Regions from separate parts of the Homo sapiens genome. Here region 2 is linked to region 1. Evidence: read pairs that join two places in POLR2A ChIA-PET (ENCODE). Cell type or tissue: GM12878. All regions are shown on one strand. Links, peaks and the distances in the headings refer to the core of each region. The heading gives the core; the rest is flanking DNA.

Region 1 (4,394 bases), core at 169-4,168:
ATTATTGGTCACAACTAGCAATTTTGTAGAGGATAGACTGGGACAGGATAGGAAATATTAAAATGCATCTGTAGCAAGAGCAAGTACTGTGATGTAAAGATTTTGTTTGAGTTTTTGAGTGTACCAGATTATAATAGAAAAAGTGTTGTTTTGCTAGAGGCCATGGTCAAAGACCACTGCCTATCACGTGCTTTTTCTGAAAGCTAAGCTTTTACTAAGCTGACTGATACACTTTCTTTCTCAGTCTGGTGGGAAAACACACCACATTGAGTGGATGGTATGGAGAAAAGCTATGATGGAAGTAATGGCACAGCTTAGATGCCCCTCCATGAAAGGACTTGTTGGCCCAGCTGCTGGCAGACAACTTTCATCTGCTCCTTCAGGGATGGATACAGCTATAGCAACTGATACGGTTTGGCTGTGTCCCCACCCAAATCTCAGCTTGAATGTTATCTCCCAGAATTCCCACGTGTTGTAGGGACCCAGGTGGAAGTAATTGAATCATGGGGGCCAGTCTTTCCCTTGCTATTCTTGTGATAGTGAATAAGTCTCACGAGATCTGATGGGCTTATCAGGGCTTTCCACTTTTGCTTCTTCCTCATTTTTCTCTTGCTGCTGCCATGTAAGAAGTGCCTTTCACCTCCCACCATGATTCTGAGGCCACCCCAGCTACGTAGAACTGTAAGTCCAATTAAACCTCTTTCTTCTCCCAGTTTTGGGTATGTCTTTTTCACCAGTGTGAAAGCAAACTAATACAGGAACATTCCTCACCCAAGAGCATGCCTTTTCTAGAAGAGGCTCACACCTAGTGCCTGGTCAAGGCAGGGTTATGAACGACTGGCTAAGTCGGGACAACTCTGATGGGCCAGTTAGCTTCAGAGCCTCTTGGAGGTGACTGAGATCACCATCAGGCCTGTGTCAGAGCCCAACTTCTCCTTCTGCCCAGTGTTGCTTCCTTCCCCCTTCCCCAGCTGGTGATCCTGCAGGCCCTTCCTAGCACACACCATGTGCAAACTGTCTTCCTGAGAACCCAACCAGCATCTGGAGCAGCAGACATGGGAGTGCACTGCTCAGACACCAGCCCTAGAGCCCCAGTGGCTGCCTGAAGAAGATCCAGGTGAGTTTCTTGCAGCCCCAACTTATTTAACCCCAGCAGCAATCTCACAAATGTGGCCTGATGCAGCACTCCACCTAGTGCAAGCCCAGCAAACAAAGGCACTTGTCTAAGATGAAAATAACTTTGCACCACAGCCCAGTTGCTTCTAATAATGGTACCAGGTGGGAGAGATTTCTCTCATCACCTGTAGCCCAGAATATGGGTATGTGCCATGGTGGCTGGAAACGGGCGCTCCTCTGCTCCTGACACACTCCCCACAGATGTCCCATTGTGACAACGTAGGCAGGGTCCTTGGAAATTTGTTTCATTCTTTATTACACAAATGGAGACGTGTAGAAACAATTTAAATCTTTAATTCCCATATTAGCCAGCCACATAAGGGAAGAAACACGTGTGAAAGATTACAACATATAGAGGCCCTGGCTCCCAGGCTGTGCTATTCTTCAAGAATGACATCAGTAAACAGAAGCCAGCAGTTTCTTCCATCTCAATTGCAAAGAGCTGAGGTTAGAGACACGTCCATTTTGGGAATATACCTTGAGTAAAAGTGATGTATCCTTATGTGACACATAGAGATGTTGTATTTGTATAGACTGTTATAGCTTCAGCCACATTTGGAAAGAAACACGTGATAAACACCATGATATTGAATTTTTTGTGCAATTAGTTTTCCATGATGAGAAAAGTCTTGTATGCCAATCAATATTGAGCATGTAGGAAATATAGCACAACAGATACTATTCCTACGTATCATTCATATTATACAACTCCCATAGAGTAGCTATAAAGAGCATCAAACAGACAGCATATGCTGAAGTGCCTCAGGAACTGAAAAACAGACAACAAACGTGAGTTCTGTCAGAGAGTGCTTAGGAGTGGGGAAAATCCCTATGCCTTGAAAGCGCAGCACAGTCGTGATATGGCAAAGCTAGGGTAGCCCTTCCATTTGCATATATTATTCTGTTGATGCCACATATGTCTCACGTCCTATTTTCAAAGTCCCCAGAGAAGGAAATAACCTCCTATATACTTAGCAACACCCAACGCTATGAGCCTTGTGGCAACCACACGAAAAATCCAATCCTGCAAATGCTGATTGAGAAACTGCGCAGAAAAAGCTAGGCGTGCTGCCTAATGGAAGTAAGTACACAGGAAAACCCAAAGTAGGGAAGGGGGCACCTCCCCACCTCAACCGGGGACAAATGACATCTTTTCAGGAAAATGTTTATAGCTTAGTGAATAACAAAGTCTTTAGTAAGGTGCTTATAGAATGAGTTCCATTTCAATGAGCAGAGACAAGAGGCTACATTTTAAGGAAAACACCCAGATTAAGCACAGCAAAGGAGAAAGCAAGCCCAGGAAAGCTGGTCTGAATGGCGGGGTGATGGCCGGGCTTGGCAACAGGACCGAACAGCTGGTCTGGAATCACATGGGAGAGGCCTGGCTCTTGCCTGCTAAGGATTTTGAACCAAGGAGGGCACAGGAGAGGTACTGAAGGGTTGTGATCAATAACCTGATGTGATGACTTAAGACTGTCAGAATGGAGAATTAATTGGAGTGAGCCTAGCCTGGGAGAGAGAAACAAAATGAACCATAAGGACAAGTCATAAGCAGGTGTGATTAGGATGGGGCCTGACAAGCGGTGTGAGGTCATGAAGGAGCTGTGGGTCAAGTAGGTTGTGAGGCAGCTGTGGAAAGAGGGAGACAGGTTTGAGAGAGGCTGAGAAAGCAGAATCTACAAGGTTCATCCATGCACTGGATTTGGGGATCCCCCAAAAAATGAGGGAAGCTATTTTGAATGGGGAGGGGCCAGCCTATCCAAGCACCACATCTGCCTTCCAGGACTCAGCGTTGACAGTGGCGGGTCCAGCTTTCCCCAGCAGCCGTACAAAGACTGTTCTAGCATCATTTTCTCCTTCAGAGCCTGAGCCTCAGCTCTCTGTCACCGACGTCACTTAAGGGCTTTTTTTTAAATCAAGGTTCCCGGAACCCACTCATTATCTAAAAATGGACCCATTGTACAAAGACAGACAAAAGTGTTTGCCAAAAGCATGAGCTGGGGGTATTGTCCTGGAGGCAGCTGGAATGGGATCATAATTCAGTAAGCAAAGCCCTAATTCACCATACAGTGTTCTCTCCTGCAAAACCACATAGGCAGAAGAAGTTGTGGTCAGGACTCTCCCTTGCATAGTGGGAGTGGTCTGCACCCCTGGCCCAAGCCACCAAATCCCAGAAGCTGCCTCAGTAGTGATGAAAACAAAAACCACCTCCTACCTTTCTGGATACCTCCTAGGAGAGCAATACATTTCCAGGGGAATCCTAGACACATACAAAAGCAAGGGCAGTGACCCAGAAGGCAGCCGGCTTTGTCCATTGCTGTCCAAAAGAAAGGCCCAGAATGTAAAGGACACACATTTTTTTGCCACTGTAGAAGAGAACAATTGATGGTCCATCAGGACTCTTTGGAACTGTGTGGGCAGAATTCTAAAATGACCAGCAATGATCCAAATGCCCCCTTGTGGAAACTCCCCACCCCCACAACCTCCTTAGTGTGGGCAGAACCTGCAAACATGCCGGGACATCACTCAAGTGTTGAGGTCATGTTTTGTGGCACAGTTGGCTTTAAGTGAGGGGGATGGTCCTTGCAGGTTTTACCTCATTAGGGGAGCCCCTAAAAGGGTGTGGCTCTCCCTGGAGAAAGATGTTCAGAGTTGAAGGGAATTTGATGCAAGGGAAATTCCCCACTGCTGCCTTTGAAGACAGAGAGGTCATGGAGCAAGAAAAGGGGTGGCTTCTAGCCACTGAGAATGGCCCCCACATGACAGCCTGAGACAGAATGGAGACCTCCATCCTACACCACAAAGAATTGAATTCTGCCATCAACTTCAATGAGCTCAGAAACAGACTGTTACCCAGAACTTCCAGATAACACAGCAGCCAAGCCAACAGCTTGGTTTCACTCTCATGAGATCCCAAGGTGAAAGATCAATTAAGCCATGCTTGGACTTCTGACCTACAGAACTATGTGATAATAGGTGGGTGCTGTTTCAAACTGCCAAGTCTTTGATGATTTGCTGTGCAGCAATAGAAAACTAAAATAAACGTCTTGATGAATGTTCCTTAAGACAATTGAACTCCTTTTGCTGGAATTATTTTTATTATAATAACTTCTTATCAATTATTTTTATTATTATTTGGCTTCTCAAATATCTGAATCTGGATCCTCTTTGTTTAAGTATGAGCAACAAGTCAACTGAGGAAAGGTAGTGCTTACAGA
Region 2 (4,394 bases), core at 195-4,194, 51 kb before region 1:
CACCACACTCCTCCTCCCTCCCCATTCAGTGCGGGCTGCACTTTGCACTCTGAGCACCAAAGCAACCATGCTTGTCAGGGCCAGGGGCTGGCGGGCCTCCTAACGCTGCCTCATGCTGGGCAGCTTAAACAACACACATTTATTGTCTCACGGTTGGGAGGCCTGGAGTCTGAGATCGGGCTGTGGTCAGGGCTGTTTCCTCTGGAGGATCTGAGGGAGCCTCTGGCCCTGGCCCCTCTCCAGCTTCCAGTGGCAGCCAGCCCTCTTTGGTGTGTTTTGGCTTGGAGATGCATCTCCCCAACCTCTGCCTCACCTTCACTTGGCCTTCTCACTGTGTGCAAAACCCCGTGGCCAAACCCTCCCTTCCTCATAAGAACACCAGTCACGTGGATTAGGGCTCACCCTAACAACCTCACTTTAACTGCATTACCTCTCTGAAGACCCGTGTCCGAATAAGGTCACATTCTGAGCTTCTGGGATTAGGACACCAACATTTCTTTTGTAGAGGGAAACACGTTTCAGCTCCTGACAGCTGATATTAGGGCGAGTTCAGTGAAGCCCCCAGGGCATGGTGGAAGGAGGCCCCACTCTCCAGGTGGTACAAGCAGAGCATCGGCCATGAGACCGAAGCTGCCTCCCTGTTTTGTGCCCTAAGCCCCTCACTCACCTCCCCCACCCCCCAGCCCTGCTGTTTGTTTAATAAAAGAGGTGAGGTCTCACTCACACACACCTCTACCCACTTTGGACCCAATCTATGAGGAACCTGCCTGGAACTTGCTGAGGTGACCAAACACTGCTGCACTCAGAGCCCCTTGTGCCCCGAGGGACTAGGGTGCCCCTCTTGGGAGCTGGTAAGTGGCCAAATCTCTTCTGCCACACCTCGCGCTCTCCCTGGAAGCCCTGCAGTCCCTTGAGCAATCCCTGGTGGCCACCTGACTGGCCGGGCCAGCGGTCACTCAAAGGTCACTCTGAGACCAGACTCTCGGCAATTTGGTCTCCAGCTGGTCCCTGTTGCCCTGGAAAGATGGAAGAACAGGCCAGTGATGGGGCATCAGAATGCACCTGGGGCTCTTGATGTGGTAAATGAAGGAAGTGGCCCTAGGTACCTAGGAGAAGACCAGGCAGCCAAAAAATGTCTTTACGGCAACATTTCATAATCTGCGTAGCAAAGAGAAGAAAGAAGACTGACAGCATAAAGCAATGGGAATATTTCAGCTGAGTTTTCCCCTTGATTAACTACAGAGGGAATGAGTAGGATGATTGGAACAGACACAAGAGGCAAGATTATTTAGCATTTGACTTAGGGCCTGCTGAAGATCTTGACTTTGACCACCATGGACACACAGGCATCTCTGCTGCGCTGATGTGGTCACTGATGTGGTCAAGAGCAGGAAAGCTGCAGCCTAGTGCCCTCCCAGCAGCTCTGCCAGTTACTCACTGCATGCTCTTGTTGACACTCCTTCACTTCTCTGTGCCTCTTTATCCATAAAATTTGGTTAATAATGGCTCCCGCCTTCCTGGTTTGTTGTGAGGTTCAAATGAGGTGGTGCATACAAGTGACTTAGGACAGCACTTGGCATGTCCAAATGTTCAGTAGCTCTTAGCCATGATCATTACAGTTGTTAAAAATAATCAGTTGGGAGGCCATTAGGCTGAAACAGTTCCAGTGACTTGAGTTCCTACGTAAGTAACTGTAACCCTACTCAGAGTAAATGGTCACAACCTGGGAAAACGAAATTGAGCTTAGCCAGTCAGAAACTGCCAACTAACCTCTAACCAGAGACTTTGCCAAGCTGAAACTCCCAACTAAACCTCTAACTAGCGACTTTCCACTTTAACCAATCAAATATTTTCTTGATCTTGCTTCCGCGAGCAGCCTGAACCTCACGCTCCCTCAGTGGAGCCCTGAACCTCTTGTGGTCTGGTTGCTGCCCAGTGCATGAATCACCGAATGCTCAAATCAACTTATGAAAATTGTAATGTGCCCAAGCTTTTTTTTTTTTTTTTTTTGAGACAAAGTCTTGCTCTGTCACCCAGGCTGGAGTGCAGTGGTGTGATTTTGGCTCACTGCAAACTCCACTTCCTGCGTTCAGCATCCCAAGTAGCTGGGATTACAGCCTTCCAAGTAGCTGAGATTACAGGCACCTGCCACCAAACCCAGCTAATTTTTGTATTTTAGTAGAGACGGGGTCTCACCATGTTGGCCAGGCTGGTCTCAAACTCCTGACCTCAAATGATCCACCCGTCTTAGCCTCCCAAAGTGCTGGGATTGCAGGTGTGAGCCACTGCACCCGGCCCAAGCTTATCTTTTAACACTGTTCTTTGGAACTCAAATAATTTAAAATGAGTTTTAAAACATTCTTCATTGTCAACTACTCTAGAGCTCACATTCAAACCCTTTTGAAAAGAGAATCCATGCAGGGCAACCTGCAGTGACATAGCAGTGGAGTTGTGAGAATGTGCCTCCTCTGAAGTGTGAACTGAGCAAAGCCGAGAACTTGGCTCTAGGCTCTCAGAACTTGACCGTGTCTTTGATGTTGCCCCACTGATGACCTGTTCATCTGAAGACCCAGCCCAGAAAAGGCAGGTCTGCTTGCCTCATGGAACAGAGAACCAGTGTCACTTCCAACCCATTCAAATCCTCACTTCTCCTCCATCTTTTAACCAGGGTTGTTTTTCCTTAATGCTGATCCACAAATGCAGAGGTTCCCATGAGAATGCCATGACAATTTACTACTCTGTTCTGAGTTTTGCAACTGTGTTTTTGCATGGAGGGTCAAGAAATGTAGTGGGACCAAGTTTCTTTTAATCTCTTCAATTCAACTCACTCTAGTTCAATCTGTTGTAGAGTTAGAGTTATAACACTTGATTTCATTTTTTGTTTGACCATGCTCATGGGGTAAATGGATGAGCTCTTTGTTCAAAGCATTTTGAAGAAAGTTGCTTTTTCAGCTACTTTAAGTGCATCTGCACTGCTGCCAAACACAGGCTCCACCACATTCCTGGAGAGGGCTTCCTGGGACCCACTTAGAAATGTAAGTTATACTGCATAGAAAAGAACTACATCCAGAAAAATAAATGCAAATAGTGGAAGGCTGAGAAATTGCCCTTGAGAGATAGGAAAAAAATTAAAAAAAAAAAAAAACGATTAAGGAAAGGGAGGCTGAGTCAGGGAGGAGCCGGAAGAACCAGACACAGCAGGCAAAGGGAATGTGGTGGGTGGGACTGAAGCCACATTCAGGAGAGCACACATGAGATCTGCACCCATGGGCATTCCCAACAGCGAGAACAGTTCCACATGCCCCTGGGGCCTCCAGAACAAAAACACAGGAGCATGCTCAGAACCGACAGAGCCCATGCTTTGAATTAGTCGGCTTGGGCTGCCAAAACAAAATACAGGAGACTGAGAGCCTCAAATCACAGAAATTTATGTTCGCACAGTTGTCGAGGCTGGAAGCGCAAGATCAGGGTGTCAACATGGTGGGTTTCCAAGGAGGGCTCTCTTCCTTCTTTGTTAGACGGCCGTCTTCTCACTGTGTGCTCACATAGCCTCTTCTTACAGGGAGAGAAAGAGAGAGAGATCCTCACAGGCCACCAATGCTCTTGGATTTGGGCCCCACACTCATCCTTATGACCTCATTAAACCTTTATGACTTCCTGCAGGTTATATTTCCAAATACAATCACAATGAGGATTACAGCTTCAACATGTGATTTTGGGAAAACACAGTTCTGTCCACAGCTTGCTTGTCAAAGAAAAGGAGATTAACAGGGAAAAATGAATTTATTGTGTATATATAAATATATATATATGAGAAAATAACAAATGCTCCATGATGATAACTGATTAGAAGTTCATTGGAATATTTGTTTCAATTCCTTTTCTAGGAAGAAACCTAGAAACATGAGTTACATATAAATACACTTTCTAGAAATCCTGTGGAACTTTTTTTCCTGGACATTTAAAAGAGAAGATAGGATAGCTGGTAGGTTATATGTGCATAGCTTTGGCTGAGACTCTGAAATATATTTAAAATTTTAGAACATAATTATGAAAATGAAAACATTGTGTCTGCTGCTCGCATGATTCTGGCCAAGTGTGTGCGCCCGGAATTCTGTGCCTTTGCTTTTCACACTGTTCAGCTCTGCATGCTGGCTGAAGAGAGGGCAGCCCTCACTTGTTCTCCCCAAGCAGATAAGAAATTTCTACTCTATGCCTGGAGCCAAGACTTACGTGTGGGACTGGTGCTGTGGCTCACGCCTGCAATCCCAGCACTTTGGGAGGCCAAGGCAGATAGATCACCTGAAGTCAGGAGTTCAAGACCAGCCTGGGAAACATGGTGAAACCCCATCTCTACTAAAAATACAAAAATTAGCTGGGTATGGTGGCAGGCG

Evidence for each region. Peaks named below come from ENCODE experiments on the same cell type or tissue, not always from the same donor. Only the 100,000 strongest peaks of a DNase experiment are listed, where the experiment ranks them.
Region 2: POLR2A ChIA-PET joins it to region 1 with 7 read pairs; 2 of 35 experiments call an interaction of 5 or more read pairs at or near these places.

The regions. Positions count from the first base shown.
Region 1 is chr5:6,271,257-6,275,650 of GRCh38, forward strand. No RefSeq gene overlaps it. Among named protein-coding and RNA genes, the nearest start is that of LINC02145, 64 kb to the right of the region's middle. RefSeq lists an enhancer at 3,653-3,762. In GM12878, for the core only: no CTCF peak of the experiment used is centred there; DNase peaks (open chromatin) are centred at 2,055 and 3,745; H3K27ac peaks cover 736 bases.
Region 2 is chr5:6,220,501-6,224,894 of GRCh38, forward strand. No RefSeq gene overlaps it. Among named protein-coding and RNA genes, the nearest start is that of LINC02145, 110 kb to the right of the region's middle. In GM12878, for the core only: no CTCF peak of the experiment used is centred there; a DNase peak (open chromatin) is centred at 1,791.